3 separate regions of the Homo sapiens genome follow, and all the other regions are linked to region 2. A link is an interaction called in ENCODE POLR2A ChIA-PET data of the cell type or tissue named here. Cell type or tissue: Panc1. All regions are shown on one strand. Each heading gives the region's core, and the rest is flanking DNA. Links, peaks and the distances in the headings are about the cores only.

The links. ChIA-PET counts read pairs that join two places held together with the same protein. Peaks named below come from ENCODE experiments on the same cell type or tissue, not always from the same donor. Only the 100,000 strongest peaks of a DNase experiment are listed, where the experiment ranks them.
Region 1: POLR2A ChIA-PET joins it to region 2 with 8 read pairs; 1 of 35 experiments calls an interaction of 5 or more read pairs at or near these places.
Region 3: POLR2A ChIA-PET joins it to region 2 with 5 read pairs; 1 of 35 experiments calls an interaction of 5 or more read pairs at or near these places.

What each region holds. Positions count from the first base shown.
Region 1 is chr1:85,547,075-85,554,646 of GRCh38, forward strand. It overlaps a transcript of DDAH1 not described here. Among named protein-coding and RNA genes, the nearest start is that of CCN1, 30 kb to the right of the region's middle. In Panc1, for the core only: no CTCF peak of the experiment used is centred there; DNase peaks (open chromatin) are centred at 3,917 and 4,127; H3K4me3 peaks cover 816 bases; H3K27ac peaks cover 4,000 bases.
Region 2 is chr1:84,847,502-84,855,073 of GRCh38, forward strand. The region is part of intron 2 of LPAR3 (lysophosphatidic acid receptor 3); the gene reads right to left. Among named protein-coding and RNA genes, the nearest start is that of LPAR3, 42 kb to the right of the region's middle. RefSeq lists an enhancer at 6,922-7,171. In Panc1, for the core only: no CTCF peak of the experiment used is centred there; a DNase peak (open chromatin) is centred at 4,560.
Region 3 is chr1:84,395,815-84,403,386 of GRCh38, forward strand. It overlaps DNASE2B (deoxyribonuclease 2 beta), which reads left to right and starts at 2,670. Exons shown (of 6, transcript NM_021233.3): 1 at 2,670-2,875; 2 at 6,087-6,264. The coding sequence starts at 2,751. In Panc1, for the core only: a CTCF peak has its summit at 5,382; no DNase peak of the experiment used is centred there; H3K27ac peaks cover 314 bases.

The sequences.
Region 1 (7,572 bases), core at 1,507-5,506, 700 kb after region 2:
TCAGAGGAGAAATTTGGCCTTGTGGTTAAGAGTGAAAGAGGCCGGAGTGGAGAACACCCTGGTAGGAGTACTGGAACCACCACTCACTGGCTATGTGTTAGCAGGTTAGCAACTTCACTGAGCCTCAATGTCCTCATTTCAAAAATGGGGCTACTAATAGTACCTACGTCAGAGGGCTGTGTAAGCATTCAACATGAGAATGCACATTGTAGATAAAGGTTTTCTACCAGAGGTTGGCACCAGGCAGAACCTAATTCAATCATCCATTTTACAGATATGAAAACTAAGATCTAGAGAAGTTGAGACTATCCCAGGGTCACACAGTGAGTTTGTTTCAAAGTCTGGAAATGTAAATTAGAACCTTAGTCCTGATTCCTTATTCAGTGTTTTTGCACTAAACATGCTTTTGCCTTCACAGGGCTTCACAAATACTCTCCCACATTGATTTTGTCCTTTGCCGAACATCAAGCACATTTTCAACCAGTACTGTCAGGATAGCATTTGAATACTCTCTATGACTGCATTCCATCAACTACATTATAAGTTCCTCGAAGTGACAAAAGTGGTTTAACACTTCTGTCTATCTAAAGATGTCTACTCAAATACTGGGCACAAGAGTGATTGACAGCAATTGATTGATAGAGAGGTTTCTTTAAGAAGAGCTTTTACTCTGAATAAAATATTCCTGTGAGGAAGATGCTGACTGGCCATCCAGGTCTGCAGAAGACAAGACCAGAGGAAATGGATTTTGAACATGTCCCAAGAGATCTATAAAAAATTAACTGCAAAGGAGTTTAAACACAGGAATAACAGAACAAAGAAAGCTGAGGGTTCTCTCCTGAAGTGAATGTTTTAAAAATAGACAGTCTATTTGTAGATAAAATAAGTTGACACAGGCCATTCGTTCTTAACCTATAGTCTGTAAACCCCAAATATAGCTGTTATTGCTAAGGATCTGCAAATTGATTTGCATACCAAACACTGTAGAATGAATAATGTCTTACACTTATATGCAATACCTTTTTTCAAATCCATGTGGCAAAATATATTTAATTTGACTTAATAAAATACAAATTCTTTAAAAGCATTATGAATTTTGTTGTAACTTTTGTTCATTATGTATATTTTAATCAAGCAATAAAAACAGTGGCTAACATTATTGAACATTTACAGAGATCATTTTGTTTAACTCTCATTAGCACCCAGGAGGTAGGTATAATTGTCATCCACATTTCAGAGATAAGAAACTGATATTTGAAGAGTTTAACTAACTCACCCTTTAGTTTTACTGGTATAAATAATGGAGCTGGCATCTGACTCCAAAGCTTGTACTATAATTACCCAGCATTAGGTCACTTTTTAATTAACCAGTGTAAAACATTTTACCTATTTTCATCCATGTACACATGTGTAAGGGGTGGATGTTTATCCATAAAATTTTATGTTTAAAGAAGAATCTCATATCTGCAAGGGTTAATAACAACACAAACTATAGATAAAGAGTAGCTTCAGAATAATTCACTTTGACTTTCAGCAAGCCAGGTGCTCAGAAGTAAGGGATTCAACTGGTTGATCCCTAGGAATAGCTCCAAGCCAGAAATTCTATCATTCTATAATTTAGATTTGCATTTCCCAAAATGGATTCTGCAGAATTCTGGTCTTAAGAGATGCTTCACAGAAGTTTGAGGAACACCATAAACTAAAAGAGCCACCATACACAAAAGTGAATATCCTCTTTTGGAGATTCATAATTACATTCACATAGTGTAAGCTCTGAGAAGTCCTCCAGAGCACTGGATCACACAAAATGAAACAGGTCTCCTTATTATAAGACTTAGCAAGAAAACCTTTTTCATTTTGCAGAGCCTGGGGTACCCTGAAAATATCTGGGCATCGAACTCCTGTTCTACATAAATATTTTAAATATTTCATGGAACTGGTTCCACAGAAAAGACTTAGGCTAGAACTCAAATTGGGCAGTTGAAACATTTTTGTATTATGTGGCAAGCTATGAAAAGTGAACTTTTGAGATTTTTCCTAAAACTGTCACTCTGTATGAAAGCATGGGTTTTCATAAAGGTTTTTAGTCAAAAGCCATATTATCTAAGCACTGTACAGACTGCTAAGTATTTTTGTCTCTCTTTCAGCATGGAATAAACTTTTTATTACACTACACCACTCTAAATGTTATGTCCTTCTATTCTTCAAAATTCCTTCTAGACTAAAGGTTCTCAAATTTTACCATCCTCAGAACCACCTGGAGTGCTTGTTTAAACAAGAGTTGCTGAACCCCTCTGCCACAGTTTCTCATTCAATAGATCTGGAAAGAGGCCTGGGATTTTACATTATTCACAGTTCCCAGGGAATGCTAATGCTGCTGCTCAGGGACCATACCACTCTTGTGTTAGATGTAGACTTCTTGTGTTAGATGTAGACCATGAAGTGGACACGGAAGGCACCTGGTTCATCTCTGCTTCCATCATCAAGGGCTGTTATCTTTTCTCCTGCTTTCTGTTAAGCCTGAATCTTGGATATCCTGCCAAATATTTATGTTCTTTGTGCTTTGCATTTTTAAATTACAAACGTTTTTAAAACTTCCATCAGTGATGAAGAAAGGAGTTAAGAGAAATAAGAGTGTCTTTGAGCTTTAAGAGAAGAAGATATTCCAAAAATATTCAGCATTAATTTATATGAGTTAATCTCTTATTTCTCATTCAATCATATAAATTAAATTTCAGTAGAATGAGTTTATTCTTCCCACCTTGGAAGAGTGATTAAGTAATCATTTGTAAATATAAGTGGACAAGTTTTATATCATTAACACTTCGACTGGGGATCCATTCACTGGAACCCAGAGCTCTTCCAGACCTTTAATTTCTATAATAGAATATTCTATGATGCTAGAGAATCTATACTGCCAAGGGGCTCTTTAAAATGGTGACTAAATGTAGCTACAGTGTCATAAAATCCTCAGCATGTCTGGTATAGTAGATGTGTTCCTGGGAAATTGCAAGTCAAATTACCGTCAATTGGATTCTATTTACATATTTACATATTCTATATTTTAGATATGCCCAACTACCACTGTTTCCTAACTCTTTAGTTTAAATTTTCTGCTCCTTTCACCCCTCCCAAGACCTAATGACCTGTCTAGGAAACAAGGACAGAAATTAATCTTTGCTGAGACTCTTCTAAGGGTTACATTATTCAATCTATACCAAATCTGTGATGAGGGTTTCATCCAAAGAAAAGCTGAGGCCCAGAGGTTCTGGTCAATGGAGCAGCGGTAGCATGAGGCTGCCAAGTGTGCCCACTCCAAAGGCCCCTCTCCCTTCACCCCACCTCCTGAACTACTCTGCTCCAAGTTCTTGGTGATTCTTAAAATAGGGAGCTCCGTCCTTAAAGGATAATTAAGAGCTCCCCTTAAAGGGGAGAATTATTTGGTGTTGTGATGAATTGCCCATAATCGGTATGTTTTAAAAATTGTCATTTTCATAAATGTGTCTCCTTAGAGGTGAAAACATCTGAAACTGAAATTAAGTGAGAGAGGCAGCATGGGTGTTAGGGGGTAAAATTAAGTCAAACATTTTAGTCAGGAAGATGCAAAATGTTACATCTTTACAGACCATTGTTTAATAAGCCCAGTGAATAACCCAAGTAAGTAATAATAAAAAACACACACACACACACACACCATTTAGAGGCTCTCCCTGAGCACGTATGTATTAACTTGAGGCTTAAGAAGGCAGACGTGTCATCTATCTGCTCTAGCCATTTGAAAGCAGCAACAACTTGCTAGCACTGACTGGATTACATAAAGCTGTTCATGGCAGAGTTCTTGGTAAAAAGGAAAACATCTTCTCTACCCAAGCTCTGAAACCTTGTGCAAACAAAGTTCTCTCAAGTAAGCTGAGCTCTGCCCACGGAGCATTCTTCAGGGCTTAGTCTATGTATAAGCTGAGTTACCTGCTATTATCCACACAATGTCAGGAAGGATTTTATGAATGTATGACCTTAGCTTTTAAAAGGTGACCACAGAAGTTGACAATGACCTAAACTACTCATGAATGTCAGGCTTTCAGAAAAGAAAATGTTACTGACAATCCAGGGGACTACATGGGGCTGCTCTGCACTCTGAAACCAGGCAGGGAATTGCTGGTTTTAATAGTTGCTGGGGTGTGAGAGACATGGCAATTGGGCTGCTCATGATACCTCTGGGAAACGGATTGTTAGAAATAAACAAGGTTTGTGAACAGAGCTCTACTACTCTGGGATCTGCTGGTTTTCACTGGCTAATTTCCCAGATTACTTCGGTAACTGTATGTCAACAGAAACCCAGCTTCTTCTGAGCACACTTAACCACCACTGTTTGCACAGAATGGAACCAACCCCTTGCTCATTCAGAGTGTTAGGATTTCTAGATCAGAAACACAGACCAATATGAGTTAAGTGAAGTTTCAACTTTCACTCCTTCTTGTAACATTTACTGATCACCTACTCCGTGCTAGGGCCTATGAGAGACATTAGTGATACAAAGATGATAAGGAGCTTTCTGCTCCTTCAAGGGGCTCAGTCTAATCCACAAAAATAAACATGAAATACACATGATGCTAAAATGGGACAGATGTTATGACAGAAGAGAGAACATCTTGGGAGATCAGAAGGCAGTAGCCTATGCATCGTGCTTCACAGAGGTGACATTTCAGTTGGGTGTTAACTGATGGCTAAGAAGGTAGAGAGATGATCATATGCAAACATGTGGCAGTGAGATAGAGCATGGCATGCTCAGGGAATGGCTATGGGTTGGCAAAAAAGAGAGTTTAGAGGATTGGGGAAGAAACAGCTGAGGGTCTGGGCCCTCTTAGCTAGGGCAAGAGTTTGAAGTGGACTTGGGAAATTGAAGGTTTCCAAGGAGGCTGAGGCATAGATTCACTGGGAAAGGGGTGCGAGAGGTGGGATGAAATCCCAAGGGGATAACTTGTCCTACCCAATATCCAATCCAAATACAACTGGACAAATCTTTGCTGAAAGAAGGCCCAAATCTAGTGATGAATAGTACTGGTTTCAGCTATTATCTCTGGAAAAAGTCATGGCTACTGTTTCTTTTATAGACCAGAAGAGAAAGAAAGCCCTCTCCTTTCCATTCACCTGGATACACTAGCCCTCTACATACTCTGGTCATCTTTTTTTCTCTACAATCTCACTTCTCCAGTGCATCTTCCACACTGCTATCAGAGTTTCATCTTAAAACACAACTTAAAAACCTGGTTTCTCAACGGCTATAGAATCTGAATCCCCAATTCTTTAGTACTCTTAGCTTTTCCTCGTACAATATACCTTTCATTTCTACATTGCTGTGCCTTTGCTCATGTAGGAATGACATGCCTTTCTCCCCTATTCTCAATGTATCATATTCTACTTGTCCAACGAAGTCTAGCATAATGGCCACTTCCTCAAGGAAGCTCCCTTAATTCTTCTCATCATCATTATATCTTCCTCTGACCCATATCATCTTGCTGGTTCCAGCTAAGACCCATGAACTCTGCCTTGTCTTTTAGATGATCTGTGGGAAGCTTCTTAGAAGCAGGCCTCTTAATTAGGTGGAAAGGAAAGAAGGGAGACCAGAAGGGAGGAAGAAGCTTGCTTTTGAGTAGACAAAATAACTGACTCTTGGACAAGAATCAGGTATTCAGAGTCAGTTGAACAGTAAGTAAGTAAAACAAGGTTGAAGGCCAAAGTAGATTATATTTTCCAAAGATGACCTCAACAAAATTTCCTAAGCTCTTCTATAGGTAGCCTCGCATCAAGAAATGGAGCCTAACTTCTCTCCTCTTGCATCTGGGATGGCCTTATGACTGCTTGAAACCAACAGAATGTAGCAGGACTTTTGAGGCTAGATGAGAAAAAAAAGAGGGCTTCCTCCTTGTTCTCTTGAAATTCTTGCTCTGAGGGGAGGCAGCTGCCATGTAAGATATCCAACCACCCTGAGACTAAGGTGCTGGAGAGACCACATTATGTATTCCAATAGATAGTCCCAGGTGAGCTCACACTTCCAGCCACCCCTACCAAGGTACCAGATGTGTGAGTAAAGTCACCTTAGAACCGCTCAGCCAGCCAAGCTAGCAGCTGGGTACCAATAAGTGACCTTAGTCATCTCCAGGAGGAACAGTAGAATCACTCAGAGGAGGCTTGCCAAACTGCTGGCCCACAAAATCCATGTTTTAAGTTACTAAGTTTGGGGGTAGTTTATTACACAGCAGTAAATACTGGAAAAGCCAGAGAGTGAATTTTTTACTCTGCTTTTTATTCCTAAAGCTAACCAGTCTTCTGAAAGAGTCAAAATCACTGTTCAAGATTAAAACTTTTGGGATCTCTAGAAATCATGTAGTTGCTTGGTGAGAAACAGGGAGTGACCTGGGTCCTAACTATGAAGATGAGGCCAGAAGAAACTGGAGGCCCAGAGGTTTGTTACCAGCAAAGGGCACTATTGCTGACCTAACCATAGACAGCAGGCAGACAGACACAGGCCTGCAGATGCTCACTGCACTTGGCAGAAGCACAAATTGGAGGTCAGAGGCATGAACAGATTCTTCATTTCTGATAGACAGTACAGTCTAGAGGTCTGATATTTGTTGTATGAATCCACTGCATCTGGGGACTGTCAGCAATATTGGTGGTAGTGTTTACTGTGAGGCAATGGGCCACTAAGGGGTCACAGGTGCTACATAACTGGATATGTGATCTGGACTCTCCTTCCTTCTGAAACATTGTAGTGAGAGAGCTCAAAGGCTGCAGAGTTGGAGCTAGTCTGCCAGACTCTCCATGGAGGGACTTTCTGGGGATTCTGGCTGGGAGTTGTCTGTCTTGGTTCATAAGGAAGCCCAGGCCTCTGTGCCTGCCCTGGACATCTTGGCTTGAAGATTATACTTGCTGCTCACACAATGTTACATCTCACTTAGCAGCATTCCATGGAACTCATTTGTTAAATGTTAGCACCAACATGTCCTCCACTAGTTTTCAACCATTCTTTTGAGCACTAAATGGAACATTCCTCTTTTCTGAGTTCACAATAGCTTCTTTTTCCTAAGGACCATCTTTAAGATCTCTCACAGTGATTTAGATCTATTCATGCCTGAAAGAGAGGCCAGCTCAAGACCAATGTACAGGCCCTCGTAGTTTTCCTAAAAAGGAAATTGTAAGAGTTTTTTTTTTTTTTTTTTTTTTAATCTCTAAAGCAGCTTTCTTTTACTGGGAGAAGAGATCAGTATCATGTCCTATACTTTCCAAAGACCTCTAGTATTCTTATTCAATGAATATTTTTAAAGCCAGAATTCTGACTGAGAATGTGCTTTAAGCTAGATTTTTATAAGAATAAGATTTTGTGGTGATTTTTAAATGACTGGAAATTGCATAATTTTCAGGATTATAACTGTGTATATTTCCCTCATGTAAATATTAAGATTCCTTAGTCTCCTGGAGAAGTCTTAACTTTGTCTCTACTTTTAGAATAAAGTCAAGGATTTATTAACTGCACTGCAACTAAAATATTAAACAGAAGGGCCTTTCACACAC
Region 2 (7,572 bases), core at 2,095-6,094:
CAAACCCAAGTGCCTGGAGCCAGTTGGAGTCCATCAACAAGCCCAGGAAGCAAGTCCAGCTCCTATCAGGGAATCTGAAGACCCCCCTGTCCTCAGCTGTGCCTGCTGATTGGGACCTGGGTGTCTGTTTTATATCCTAGCTCCACTACTTGGGGTCTCCAGGGTAGCCTGAATGGTACTCTAGCTCTGCTGATGCCAGGGTCCTCCTCAACTCCTGTCAGTCTTTCAGGGACTTACCATCACTCCAGAGGATGCATCTACCCTTCCTGATTCCCAACCTGGCCTACAGCCATGGCCAGGCCTCATTAACTGCTGCCAGGTTTCCCTGACGCTGACTTCTAACTACAGGGCCCAAAGTGGATTTAAGCACCTGATTGCTAAAGGAAGTAGCATCTGTGGTCCCCGAATCTCCTGCCTAGGTCCCACCCCTTCCTTGTTGGCTCCTGGGCACTATTCTAGGGCCCAGGTTTTTGTGGGAACTGCAGTTTTGCCCTGTCATCTAGGAGCTGCCACTTAACACTGGTCTGTCTGCAGCACTCCCTTAACACCACGTTGAACAGCAGGCATGGGCCTTTGTGAGTCTGCCCAGATCTAGCCAGTTCCTTCCCTCTACTGAACTGTCCAACAAGCCTGGCCACAGCCTGCCAGTCACCTAAGCCTTCCACCCACTGCAGAGCTCAGATAGTGGCTGTTGGAAGGGACAAGTGTTGTCCATCTGGATGTGGCCAGCCACCATCTTATATAGCTTCCTTCACCTTAAATGCAGGTCCCGCCAAGAAAGCCTTCAACTTAAGAACCCCAGAATGCCCCTGCTGGGCCCTGAGGCTGGCCACTTTCCCTCCCAAATAACAGAAGTACAGAATCCAGTGGTCGGTTCTTAGCACTGTCCCTGTGGACCACATTCACAGAGCCTCCCTGAGCCAGGAGGCCCTGTGTGATCCCTTGTCATGCAGAGGCCAGCAAAGAAGAATTGAGAAGCCAAAATATTCTCCAGGCTCACCCAAAAGCTACCCTCCCTGAGCTGCAAGTTGCCTTAGACCAGAGACACAATATTTCCTTTCCAAGTTGGAACAAATGAAGAAGGGTCCAGTTAACACCCCATAAATGAGCATTAACCTCTTGTAAGACAATCTCTATGTCCTTCTGAGAGTCCACTCCATGCAACTGAGAAGACACAGTTTTAGTTTCTAAGCTGCATGCAAACTCAGGTAGAGCCTCCAGAACAACCTGGGTCTGCTGTGTCACCTCAGCATCTTCACTAGTTCTCCCAGTCCCAGCAGAAGGCACAGAGCTCCACTGTGAGACAGCATTCGTTAAGTTTGCCACATGTCAGGAGTCACAGAGGGATGTCTAAGCAGTCACGCAGATCCTAGGAACTCTGCTACATGTTTTGCAACATATGGACCCTCAGAAGTAAACTCAGTACGTCTCTGGAGCATCTTTCAACAGAACAGTACAATGTCTAGAGATCCCTCAATAGAACATCAGGCCTAACTGTAAGATGCCCTAGAACCAAGGAGCTTGGAACATATCCTGGGGAGGAAAACACTGACCTTCCAAGGGAAGAGTTATTTAACTTGTATAAAAAGTTCTGGCTGGGCACAGTGGCTCACGCCTATAATCCTAGCACTTTGGGAGGCTGAGGCGGGCGGATCACGAGGTCAAGAGATCCAGACCATCCTGGCCAACATGGTAAAACTCCGTCTCTACTAAAAATACAAAAATTAGCCGGGCGTGGTGGTGGGCACCTGTAGTCCCAGCTACTCGGGAGGCTGAGGCAGGAGAATCGCTTGAACCTGGGAGGCAGAGGTTGCAGTAAGCCGAGATTGCGCCACTGCACTCTAGCCTGGTGACAGAGTGAGACTCATCTCAAAAAAAAAAAAAAAAAAAAAGAAAGAAAGAAAAGTCCTGAACTTTGGTCTGGGGCCTATTTATAGGATTCTGAGGCTGTAAACTGAGTCATGAGGAAGACTGTTCTGGATATAACACTTTTATCATAAGCCTTGTCATGGGCCCAGATAGGCAGACTCAGCACAGATAGAGAGCAGGAACACTGTCTCCCTGACTCATTGGTGAGTCCAGTTCTGAAAGCCCAATAATGTAGAAACTCTAAGGGGAGTCCCTGGGATCCACCAGTTGCTAAGATAACTGGAAGAAGGTCTCTGCCACGTAGCACCAGTGTCCCTCCTGCTAGTGCTCGAGCCTGGTGATAAGGAGTCTCACCCTGGGGAAAGATACCAGCCCTAGAAAAGACAAAGAGGCCTCAACGAAAATACTTCTCAAAACCAAGGAGGCTGATCAGAGGCAAGGTACACAGCTAACCCTCTAACCCTCATGATCCCAGGAGAGCTAATTTAATGACATCTAAGTCTCCTGAAGCTCCCTGGATCATAGTAGGGTTGGTCCTAGGCTAGCTAAGGCCAAGCATTCCAGGGCCGGCCTCTCGGATGGGCGGCCCTGTGTGATCACGCAGATCTGTGCTCAGAAGGGCCTGCACTTGGTTGACAGCTCTGCTGTCACGTTCTTGAAATCTTCAACAATTTTCTCTTTGAACTTGTATTTTGTAAGGGAGCCAGAGGAGCATGAGGATGAGCAGAGGAGACAGGCGGAAGAAGGGAGAGAGCTTTATATTTTAGTACCTTCAGTGGCACATCTCCCCTGCCTTTTGAACAAAAGACCCACAAATTATGTAGCAGGCTGTCAGCAGTCCTGATGGAACCCCCTCCCATGTAACCAGCCACCGCACAAAGGAGGGAGTTAAAGACTAACAATCAAGCTGGGAGCACTGGCTCACGCCTGTACCCCAGCACTTTGGGAGGCTGACGTGGGAGAATCGCTTGAGACCAGGAGACTGAGACCAGCCTGGGCAACATGGTGAAACTCTGTCTCTACAAAAAAAAAAAAAAAAAAAAAAAAGAAAAAGAAAAAGAAAAAAAATAGCTGGACATGGTGGTGTGCGCCTGTACTCCCATCTACTCAGGAGGCTGAGGTGGGAGGATCGCTTGAACCTGGTAGGGGCAAAGGTTGCAGTGAGCCGAGATTGCACTACTGCACTCCAGCCTCGGTGACAGAGCCAGATGTTGCCTTGAAAGGGAAAAAAGAAACAAAACTAACAATCACCAGGGACTCTAGAGATCCCCCAACCTCTAGTCCCAACCCTAACCAAAGAAATCTTTCATGCCTTTGGGTCACTCACAGAAGTCAATTCCAGACCCAGGCTAACTCTGTACCACAGATCCCCCCGGCTCAGGCCAAGATAACCACTGGTTAGAACCAGGACACAGGAGGCCTGCATTCCAGGAAGCAATTCATGGCTGATGCGCAGAGTTAGTAAGAGGGGTCCCAGGTGACATAGAACGAGTTCTTGTAGTTACGATCAGCACAAGGACCCAGGCTGAGCCAGTCTGGGTGGACCAGCCCAGAACCACTGTCACCCAGGCTGCCTCTCCCACCCGCTGTGGGCTGGTGAGATGGTGGCTCCCAGCACTGGGAGGAGGGTATGCCCTGGGGCAGGGGGAGCCTTTACCACAACTTGATATATGACCTGGGGCAGGTTTCCATCTCTCTGGGCCTCCATTTCCTCAGATTTAAAATAATGGCAGCATCACCTTCTAAGAGGATTAAACAGAGTATGTATAAATGCCTGGCACAAAGTGGTGGTCAATTTTTAAAAATCCCTTTTTTCTCAATAGAGTTGTTATTAGAAATGAGCTGTTATTAGAAATGAGACAATTATCCATAAAAATGCCTGACAATTCAAAGTGCTTCATAAATGTCGATTCTCTTCCACGTTCTCCTTCCCAGTCCCTCTTACCTTTGTTCTTGTGACCAGACCCTCCACTAACTGCCAGTTCCCACCCCAGGTCCCACCCAATAAGCATGTTTGTTGGCTCATTATATAAACATTTACTGAGTGCCTACTGTGTGCCAGGCACTGTACAAGTGAAAACACACACACACAGTCCTGTCCCTGAGAAGCTCACAGTCGGGTAAGAGAGGCACTTAGCAAATAAATTTTAATAGAGTGGGTTACTTTTATGAGTTAATTCTTTTAATATATAAATAGTATACTACAGAAGCACTGGATAATCAACTCTGCCTTGGGGAGTCAGAGAAAATATCATAGAGAAGGCAGACTCTTGAGTCGGATCTTGAAAGATGGACAGGAGTTTGCCATGCTACAGAAAACTTCGAGGAGCCTCAGGCAGTCACTGCACATGTGCAGGACAGTGAGAAGCTTGGCATGACAGAAGCAGGGGCTGTGTGAGGGGAGTGCATAGAAAAGGAGGCTGGGAACAGGACTGGGAAAGCAGCCTTGTAATCCCAACTAATTTGGGCTTTATCCAGTTTGGAAGAGTAGACAAGAAAAGATCAGAGCTAACTGTGCTTTTTAGGAAAATGCCTCAGCTGGTGGTGGGGGAAGGCCTGGAGCAAGAAAATGCTGGAGGAGGGAATCCAGACGGAGATGACCGTTAGCAACACACAGCAAGTCTTGGACTAAAGGCGTGTAGTAGGATCTGAGACACCACTGAAGTAGATTTGGTGACTAATTTTTTTTTTTTTTTTTTGAGTTGGAGTCTCGCTCTGTCACCAGGGTGGAATGCAGTGGTGCAATCCCAGCTCACTGCAACTTCTGCCTCCTGGGCCCAAGCGATTTTCCTGCCTCAGCCTCCCGGGCCCAAGCGATTTTCCTGCCTCAGCCTCCCGAGTAGTTGGGACTACAGGTGTGCACCACCACGCCTGGCTAATTTTTGTATTTTTAGTAGATGGGGTTTCACCATGTTGGCCAGGATGGTCTCGATCTCTTGACCTCGTGATCTGCCCTCCTCGGCCTCCCAAAGTGCTGGGATTACAGGCATGAGCCACTATACCCAGCCAATTTGGTGAATAATTTTAGATTTGGTGATTAATTGGTTATAGGTGGTGAGAGAGATGGTACTACCAAGACTTCCAGCTTGGAAGGCAAGGCAGATGAAACCCATTGCAGAGATCCTATTTAACAGGTAGAGCAGGTCTGCAGGGCAGCTGAAGCTTGTGGTGCCTCCAGGACATCCAGGTGTGCACGTGACAGCAGCTGGAAACAGAGATTGGGATCTCCTGAAAGGCTGAGGATGGAGAGGCTGCTTTGAGAGACGTTCACATGGAGGGGTTGGTTCAAGCTGCAGGAGTAAAATCACCTGGAAAGAACTTGGGGACCCAAAGGAGAAGGAACAAAGGGCATTTCAGAGATGGTCAGAAATGGGAGAGACTGGACAAGCAGCAGAGAAGGAACAGAAGGAGGAAGACACTATCAAAGGGAGCATGAAGCAAGCAGGCACATAACAGGAAGGTCAAGGTAGATCACTAAATCTGGCAACTAGGAAGACAATGGTGGCTTAATCAAACACAGTAGTATTAGAGTAGTATAGGAAGAAGCTAGCTTACTACGGTTTGAAGTATTAAGAAAAGAAAATAAACAAGAGTAAAAAAATCAGCGGGGCACACTGGCTCGTGCCTATAATCCCAGTACTTTGGGAGACTGAGGCAGAAGGATCGCTTGAGCTCAGGAGTTTGAGACCAGCCTGGGCAACATAGGGAGACCCCATCTCTAAATAAGAAAAGAAAAGAAAAAAAAAAAAAAACCAAGAACAAAAGTCTGGTAGTGAAGGGAGGGAGAGACAGAGCAGTAGTTAGAAGGGGAGTTAAGGTCAGGGCTTACATTTTTGAACGATCAAGCTCATAGGAAAGCAAGAATAAGGACAAGAGTAGGCTCGTGGATCCCCCAGCTCCTGGCTGGAAGGAATGAGCCCTAGTGAAAAGCTAGGATGGTAAGGATGTGACCTGTGCAGGTGGACTCAGATATGAAGGAAGGGAAATTAAGGGAGTTCATGCCAGATGAAGAAAGCAAAGATTGGGAGGTCAGCTGGGGAATGAGACAGGGCAAAGCTCAAAGACCTTGGGGAAAGTGGCAAGGCTTGATTAAGTGTTGCTCTTGCCTGACCCTGCCTCTGAATTTTAGTTCCCATGATGGATCCCTCTTCCTGCTTCTTCTCTCTCTGCCTCCTGCCAGATTTCCATAAGCTCACGCCCCACTGGCCTGCTTCTCTTCTCCTCCCCTGCAGCCCCGATGGGCCTTCTAGCTGCTGCTGACAAATGTGCCTTCCTACAACATCTACCATGATGGACCAGCTCTGCCTCTCTCTGGCATCTGAGCTACCTCCCATCCCCAGATCCTGGGGACTCTCCTATTGTCTCCTAAGTGATCTCTCCCTCTCCAACCCACCTCTCATCTTTCTAAAACCCTGCTTTGCATTTTGCAACTCCCACCTTCTCAACACTCAAGATCCTACATGGGCTCTTTCTTGCCAGATGAGGCAGTTCAGCTGTGGGCTGAAGACTGGCCACAGGCCTATTTAATTGGGCCTGCATGGTCTTTTAACAAAAAATGAAACTGATTGTCTTTACACAGGGCATGATCTGTCTAGTTAGCCACAGGCACCACCCCTCCCTATTTCCTTATATCCACTCCAGACCCAATTCATATACCCATGTTATCTGCCTAGTCTCTCTTAGATATCTGACAATGAAGTCCACAGGACCCTAGGATCCAAGGCCTTCCAGTCTCTGGCTCCCTTATGTCTCTCAAACCAGATTGTCATTACTATTCAAACTCCTTATTCCAGAAATCAGTCTGCCCAGTCTCCCCTTTCTACCCACGGCCCTGGCATGGCCTCCCTAGACATATGTATACCTGTCTCCCACCCTGCCTTTCCTCCTATCTGCAATGCCTTCCCCTTTCCTCTCCACCTGTTACACTGAAATCAGGCTTATATTCTACCTTCTCAAAGAGGCCTCCATGGACCATCCAAGCCCACAGCATTTTTTCAGCCTAGGCCCCCTCATTCAGCCCTTATGTATATTTCTTTGTGCCTTCAGTTATCTTTTTTGAGTACATTTCTCATTTCCTCAAATAAGCCTGGAAATAGGGTTCTCTATTAGTCACACACAGGAAAAGCCACACAGAACAGGTCTGCCTCCATGTCATCTATCTCTCATGTGACACAACCGTTGACTCATAAATCTTGGTCATTTCCTGACAACCATAAACCACTAGAGCAAGCACAGATTCACAGTGCCTTCAGGGTAGAGGCCATGTCTCATAGTTAGTACACTGCCTAAAACCTAGCAAGGTAGTCAATAAATGTTTATGATGAGAAAATATAAAATGCAGAAAAAAACATAAAGAATAAAATAGGTTCACCACTGAGCAGTAAATTCTCTGACTTGATGAAAACAACGCCTGTTGTGATTCACTGTCACTCAGGCATCCAAGGACAGGTATATTTTGCCAAGGCAAGAAGTTGGGACCCACTAGAAGAAGCAGGAACTAGAAGGTCCAGAGCTGCAGCCACAATGCTGCAGTAATTTACAAAGTGAACTTGGTCAAATCTCTCAACAGTATTGATTCTTTGAGGTAATGGGATCTTTCCGCCACATACTCTGCAGAGTTAACAACAATCTGGTGGTGAGGGAGAGCAGGTGGCTGGGCTGGAGGGACAACTGTCAGTGCAGGAGGGAAGATGACTCCTGCCA
Region 3 (7,572 bases), core at 1,507-5,506, 450 kb before region 2:
TTCAGTGTCTGGTACAATATTAGACACAGTAGTGATGGCATAAGAAAGGTTGTTGACTGACAACCAGCATGATCAGGTTAGCAATAATGGGAGATAAGGAAGTTTATTGAAAGTGACATCTGAAAGAAACCAACCTAACAGTGTCTTCCCAGACCTTGAAATAAAATTGGATTTAGCAAATATCATTCTAATACAGATGTCCCCCAACCACCTTACAGGAAAAGCTCAGGTTGTAGTAAGAATAATCTTAGCTAACATTTATGAATCACTTACTATTACCAGGCACTGTGCTAAGTGTAATAAGGAGAAGAAAAAAGGAATGATTTTAAATCCTACTCAACAAACTGTCTTTAGCCCTACATAACTGAAAACAATTTGCTTACATTCTCTAAATGCATCAGTGAATCCTACTGGTATGTTTCTATTATTAGTTGTAATACCAAAAAGTCTCACAGGTAAATAAATAAGTAAATAAATAAAATTATTTTGGCCTGGTGCAGTGGCTCACACCAGTAATCCCAGCACTTTGGGAAGCTGAGGCGGGTAGATCATCTGAGGTCAGGAATTTGAGACCAGCCTGGCCAAAGGTGAAACCCCATCTCTACTAAAAATACAAAAATTAGCCGGGCCTGGTGGTGGGCACCTGTAATCCCAGCTACCCAGGAGGCTGAGGTGGGAGAACCACTTGAACGTGGGAGGTGGAGGTTGCAGTGAGCTGAGATTGCACCACCGCACTCCAGCCTGGGCGACACAGCAAGACTCTGTGTTTACTTTAACAGAGAAGAGTAATCTCTCTCTCTCTCTCTCTCTCTCTCTCTCTCTCTCTCTCTCTCTCTCTCAGTATACATACATACATACATACATACATATATATATATATTTGAGACAATCTCACTCTGTCACCCAGGCAAAAGTGCAGTGGTACCATCATGGCTCACTGCAGCCTCCACTTCCTGGGCTCAAGCAATCCTCCCACCTCAGCCTCCTGAACAGCTGGGACTACAGGCATGTGCCACTATGCCCGACTAATTTTTTTTTTATTGTTTGTAGAGATACATTCTTGCTATGTTGCCCCGGCTGGTCTTGAACTCCCAGGCTCAAGCAATCCTCCTGCCTTAGCCTCCCAAAGTTTTGGGATTACAGGCATAAGCCACTGCGTCCAGCTGATAATTTTTAAAAAAACTTTTAAAAATTGACAAAAAGGTTGGGGTTGTTGAAATCCTTTTTTCTGAACACAGGAAGAAAATATATAAAACAAAATGAGAACAGGCACAGTGGTTCATGCCTGTAATCCCAGCACTTTGGGAGGCCGAGGTGGATGGATTCCCAGGCCGAGGTGGGTACACTCCAGCCTGGGCAACAAGAGCAAAACTTCATCTCAAAATAATAATAATAATAATACCAATGGAGGAATGGGTAAGAAAAATATTTCTTCATTTAACCTGCAGAAAGCTGTGAATCTACCAAATACAGCATAGTCTTGGCCTCAGGGCAGTGAGTTTCAAACTTTAGGGTACACCAGCATCACCAATAAGCTTATTAAAAATATAGATTCTTGAGCCCAACTGGAAGAATTCTGATGTAGCAGGTTTGGAATAAGTCCTAGAATTCTGCCTTTTTTGCAGGCACCACAGGTAATTGGGCAGGTGGTACAGAGTCCTCCTCCCAAAACTCTGTCTTAGGATAGAGACACAAGCCTTCCCCTTTTCTATGAATCCTGAGAATTGTGAACAGTTCTAGTGCAACCACAGAGGTAATCTGATTTACAAGGGTTCAGTTTGGTCTGGATCCTCTGATCTGGAACTATTATAGTTATCATTGTGATTATCAGAGAGACAGATTAGGGGCAGCATTATTTCCAGGCATGATGTAAACTGCTATTTATTATGATGGCAGCTTTAATAATTGATGCAAAAGTATGCATTAAAGAAATTATTTTCATATGTCTATCTACTCCTTCCCTGATTCACAAAGAAATTGGTCTCACCTTTTTATAGTTGTTATGGTAGTGGGCCATTTTATTTTGGTTTTCTACTTCAGATTCAGCTTCGAGAATGAGAAAGCATAGTTTGGGCAAAATAGATGTTTGTAACATTTTTTATTAACCTGAAGAGTGGGTGATCAATATGTTTACCTATTGCATAGCAGCCTGAAGCACCACATTGAGTGGCTAAAACCAGGAAGATGGAGAGAATATGTAAACATCTTTGGTAAAATACAGTTAAATTTACTGTTACTTTGAAGCAACCCTTTGAAGTATCCCTTAGCAACTGGTTCCTTAAGACAGAGATTATTAAGTGACAGATCCTAATTATTACTAAGACATAAGGTTTTATCATTTCTGTTTAATGTACGAACCACCTGCATTTGCTCTCATTCATTGAGTCAAACAGGAGAAGACATGAAATATATTTAACATCTACTTATTAAAATGAAGTCCCCCTGCCCAATGAATTTCATACAACAATGTTCACTCCAAAGAGTGAACTATCTTTCCCTATTTTTCTGCAGAACTTTTTGATGACTTTGCAAACCAGTCAACAATTCAGCACAAAGGCATCCAGAGTCACGCTGGCATGTTGTGACAGAATCGCACAATTACATGGGATCCATCCCACTCTGAAAATGCCCCGAACAGCGAACAGCACAGGTAAATCAAATCAAACGTCAGAGCCAGCACAGCCTGAGAGCGCCTTGAAACTCAGACTCCACAATCTATGGGGAAAGTGTCCTGCTGTGGCATGAAATAAATGAAACAGAAAATGATGGCAAGACTGCTAAGAACATCCTTTGCTTTGCTCTTCCTTGGCCTCTTTGGGGTGCTGGGGGCAGCAACAATTTCATGCAGAAATGAAGAAGGGAAAGCTGTGGACTGGTAGGTAAATGAAATGGAAGGACTGCTGCATGCAAACAGCCTCGGTACAGAGTTGGCCTGGCTCACTGCGAAGTTCCTAAGGGGAATGTCCATTCTCTTTCCTCCCTTTACAAATAAAGGAAGTTAAAGTGTGCAAATCGGCCAAACTCCCAGGCAGGGGTAGGCTTCTGAGTGACGGAGTTTCCCCCTGAAAAAGAGCTGAGCAGCCCCTCTTGGGCCTGATTCACTGTTCTCAGCGGGGCAAGGCTGGTAGCCACAGAAGTGGGATTGAGCTGACAGCTTCTGTGAGCTGGCAATTTCTTTTAATTACATCATGGCTTTTCCTAACAGAACACTTCCAACATCCTTTGAAAGACTGACAGAGTAAAGAAGGCAGATTATTTTTTTCTGAAAATGGAGCATGTGCTGCTCCTTATGAGAAAGAGAAGGGGGACCTGGTCACACACAGCACTGTTTGCCTAACATCGGTTTGTTTGGAAGCAGAGGCAGCTGTTGCCATGATTGGTACGTAGGCCACTGGCCTGTTGTACAGTGTCAAAGACATTAAATGCTGTGTTGCATTATAGTCATGGGTTCTCCTAAAGCTTTAACTACTTTTTCACCCTTTAATTGGGATATTTAGGTTTGCCATAATGGTTGGTGTCAAGCTTTTTGTGTAAACTTCAGGCTACAGAACACAGATATACTCAAGGCAGTAGTCAGTCTTTCCTCAGTTACTGAGCTCAACAGAGGTCTGTGTGGAGTTTTGAAAATATAAATATGAACGAAACATGGTTCCTACCCTCAAGGACCTCACAGTTATGTGGTAAGGGCATAGGTGGAACACTGGGGAACAGAGAGCCCAGAAAACTTCTCTAAGGATGTAATTTTTGAGCTAAGTTTTAAGAACAATTAAGAAGTAGCTGGAAAAAGAAGGGATGTGCAAGAGCATCTCAGGCCAATGAAGGAGCAATGAGGAGGTAGAGAGGCAAGAAGCAACATGGAAATTTGGGAGTTGCAAAGTAGTTTGGTATTGCTGGAACTTCAGGAGAATACAGGAAGATGACCGGAGGTGAGGTTAGAGAGGTGGGGACAGCCAAGGGGTCTGTGTGCTGAGCTACAAGGTTTGAACTTGACATTGAAAGGGAGCTATTGGAGGACTTCACGCAGGGGTGTGAATGGTCAGATTTGCACTTTAGGAAACCCATTGGCAGTACTATGAGGGCTGGATGGATGGGGAGCAGCCTAGAATCACTGAGACCAGGAGCACTTTTGCAGCATTACAGGTGAGAAGAGGTGTAGACCTGAGTTAAAGAAGCGGTCATGGAAATAGAAAGAAGGACATGCTGAGAAGACTTGGTGATGGATGGGCTGCAGCCAGTAGGAGAAAGGGAGATGTTAAGAAATAATTTTAGGTTGGCCAGGCGTGGTGGCTCACGCCTGTAAGCCCAGCACTTTAGGAGGCCTAGGCAGACAGATCACCTGAGGTCAGGAGTTCAAGACCAGCCTGACCAACATGGAGAAACCCCATCTTTACTAAAAATACAAAATTAGCCAGGCATGGTGACGCATGCCTGTAATCCCAGCTACATGGGAGGCTGAGGCAGGAGAATTGCTTGAACCCAGGAGGCGGAGGTTGTGGTGAACCAAGATCGTGCCATTGCACTCCAGCCTGAATAACAAGAATGAGACTCCGTCTCAAAAAAAAACAAAAAACAAAACAAGAAAGAAAAAGAAAGAAATAATTTTAGGCTTCTGCTTCTGAGACTGCATGAATATGTTCCCTAATAGTGTGGGATGAGCAGATTTGGAGCAAAATATTATAAATTTGGTTTCAAAAATACGGAGTTGGGGGTTAATGGGACATCTTTGAGTTTAGGTTTCTCTGGACCTCAGCAGAAAGGTCTGGGCTAGAAACAGACTGAGGACTCTTGAGTACATAATTAGAGACAGTCACCCAGGAAAAATGTTTAAAAGTACTAGCTCTCAACTGGTGTGCCACGGCACACTGATAGTTCACAAACCCTTCACTGGTGGGCCACCAAATTGTGATTGATATGGAAAATCATTTTTGCCACAAGTGAATGGACATATTACTTAGCAATGTCTGTTAGAGAGAATATAAGCAACTTGTTGCCAAGCTGCTAACATTTATTGAGAAAGGTAAGGAAAGAGACCATCAAGTCAGCACCAAAGAATAATTTCATGTTTCCTGCCACATGTGAGGACCTGACCCTGTAAGAAAGCATAAGCAGGGCAGGAAAGAGTTCACTTAAATTAAGTATAAGACCGAAGGGGACCAAGTGAAGAGTGTGCAGCTTTTACGGGTTTGTGACACTGTTGTATGGTAATAGTGTATATATTATAATGTTTGGTGCACTGTGAGTGTTTAGGGGTTAATGGTGGGGTTCATGCTATTAGAAAGTATTTGGCTAGATCAGTGGTTCTCAACCGAGGGTAATTTTGCCCTCAGAGGATTTTTGATAATGTCTGGAGATAATTTTGATTGTCACAACTTGGCAGTGCTACTGGCATCTAATAGGTAGAGGGCAGGGATCTTACAATGCACAGGACAGCTCCCACAACAAAGAATGATCGGCTGAAAATGTGAATAGAGCACACTGAGAAACGCTGAGCTAGGTAATCCAATAATGCCTTAATGCTGTCTTGGCTGAGCTACCTCTCCTCCCTGTGAGATATCCAAGGGAGATATACAAATGGAAAACAACAGTAAAGGAAGGAAAGGGCCTACTTAATTACTTGGTTTTAGCCCTGAATCTTCAAGGCAGAGTATTCGGATAAACTGAGCTGAGGAATGCAGCTTATGACAGGGGCTCAAAGTACCTTCCACCTCTCCTGAAGCCCAAACCCAAATCTCATATCCAGTCAGCCAACTGCATGGTCTGGGCCTTGGCCTTCTCTCCACTGTAGCCACATGGATCATGGAAGCAACAGAAAGAGCCACTCTCAATGTATATGGACTTCCACTTCAGGGACTCCACCCACCAGTATAACCAAGGTCTTAGAACATATCCAATCAGATTTTTATTTTCTTCTCTGGGGAGGAGCAAAGATAAGAGTGAAGAAAGAGGCAAAGAGCTTGAGCAAATCCCTTTCCTTAGAGGCCTTCCATGAAACAGAAATGAGAGATATATTAAAGTGTGTAATACAGTTACTGCCACAGGAAAACAGTCAATAAATGTTAGTAATTCATAATCATTTTGTCTGTTAGGTTTACTTTTTATAAGTTACCTAAAAGACAAAACAAGGAAAGTGGAGAGACTGGGTTAGAGTACCTGTACCTAGACTCTACAACTAGAAGCTGGAGGAAGAGTGAGCAACTAATGAATGACACCAAGAGTGTTTTGGGAAGGACATTACAACAGCTATATGAAGCATATGCCTCTAAGGTATGTTATATAGTTAATTGTTCACTTGAATAATATAAAATGCATAAAACTGAATCCAAAGCCTTCACCAGAGTTTTCTGTTCACCCACCCAACCCCCAATCCTAGCACCTTGAAGTGAGCTAGCTCAGGACCAGCTCAAGACAACTATCTGAGTCAATCTGACTAAGACCTGAGGAAACATGTCATCATACTCTACAGCAATGCCAAATTTACTTGGCACCATGTCCAGTGGTGTCACTAGGCAAGGTGTGAATTAATTGTATATTGAAGTCTTCTGGCTGCCAAAATGTCTGTCAGTTTGCTTATTCATCTAATAGAAATAGGGAGAGGAGCCTCTGCTGTTACAGGGCAATACAGAACTGTGATTAACATGCTATGAGTTATGGATTGTTTATATCATGGTGTTGATCAGTGGTGGTGAGCTCAGTAAAGGGTTCTACTTGATCTTCCTTTTCATTAATTGTTTTCAAAATGATATGTTGAAAACTAGGACTCTAGTTCAAGGCCCTAGAACTAACTTGTCTGGATGGAGATTATCCCTGCTATATCTGGACTTTATCAGGCAATGAGCTAATCAGCCAAAGAGACACAGGTAAGTAGGCCTGCTGGCTTATTATGGGCATGCTCCCAATATTCTAGGCATCATCTGTTGCTTAGTTTCAAGATACTGCTTTCCAACCAGGAGTGGCAAGTAAAATCAAGCCATGATTAACATCCAATTATACTCATGTATGCATTTCCTAACAATAACTTATAGACAAGTAAATATATAACATGACTCTGCTCCTATAATATGCTGGACTGTATGCTGGGCCTTTACATATGTCAAGTAATTTAATGCCCACAACAATCCTGTTTTAGCCTCTGGCACTGCACATGTGTATCTGAGTATTTACTCAAAATACACACGGAACTGTCATGGTGTGTGGTAATATTCATGTTATTTACCTGCCATTAAGACTAGCCTTCAGAGCCAAGCTACAAAGTTAAAGCTTATCTGTAGGCTATTTGAGAACATGTGATGTGCCAAGCACTTTTCTAGATGCTTTTCAAAATTATTTGTCTCAACAAACCTGCTTTGAATAAACAGACGACAGCTGACCCTTGAACCATGCTGGGGTAGGGGTGCCGGCCCTCATGCCGTCAAAAATTTATGTACAACTTTTGACTTCCTAAAAATTTATCTACTAACAGCCTATTGGATGCCTTACTGATAACATCAGTTTGACTGGATGCCTTACTGATAACATCAATAGTCGAATAACATGTAATTTTTATGTTATATATCTTATATACTATATTCTTAC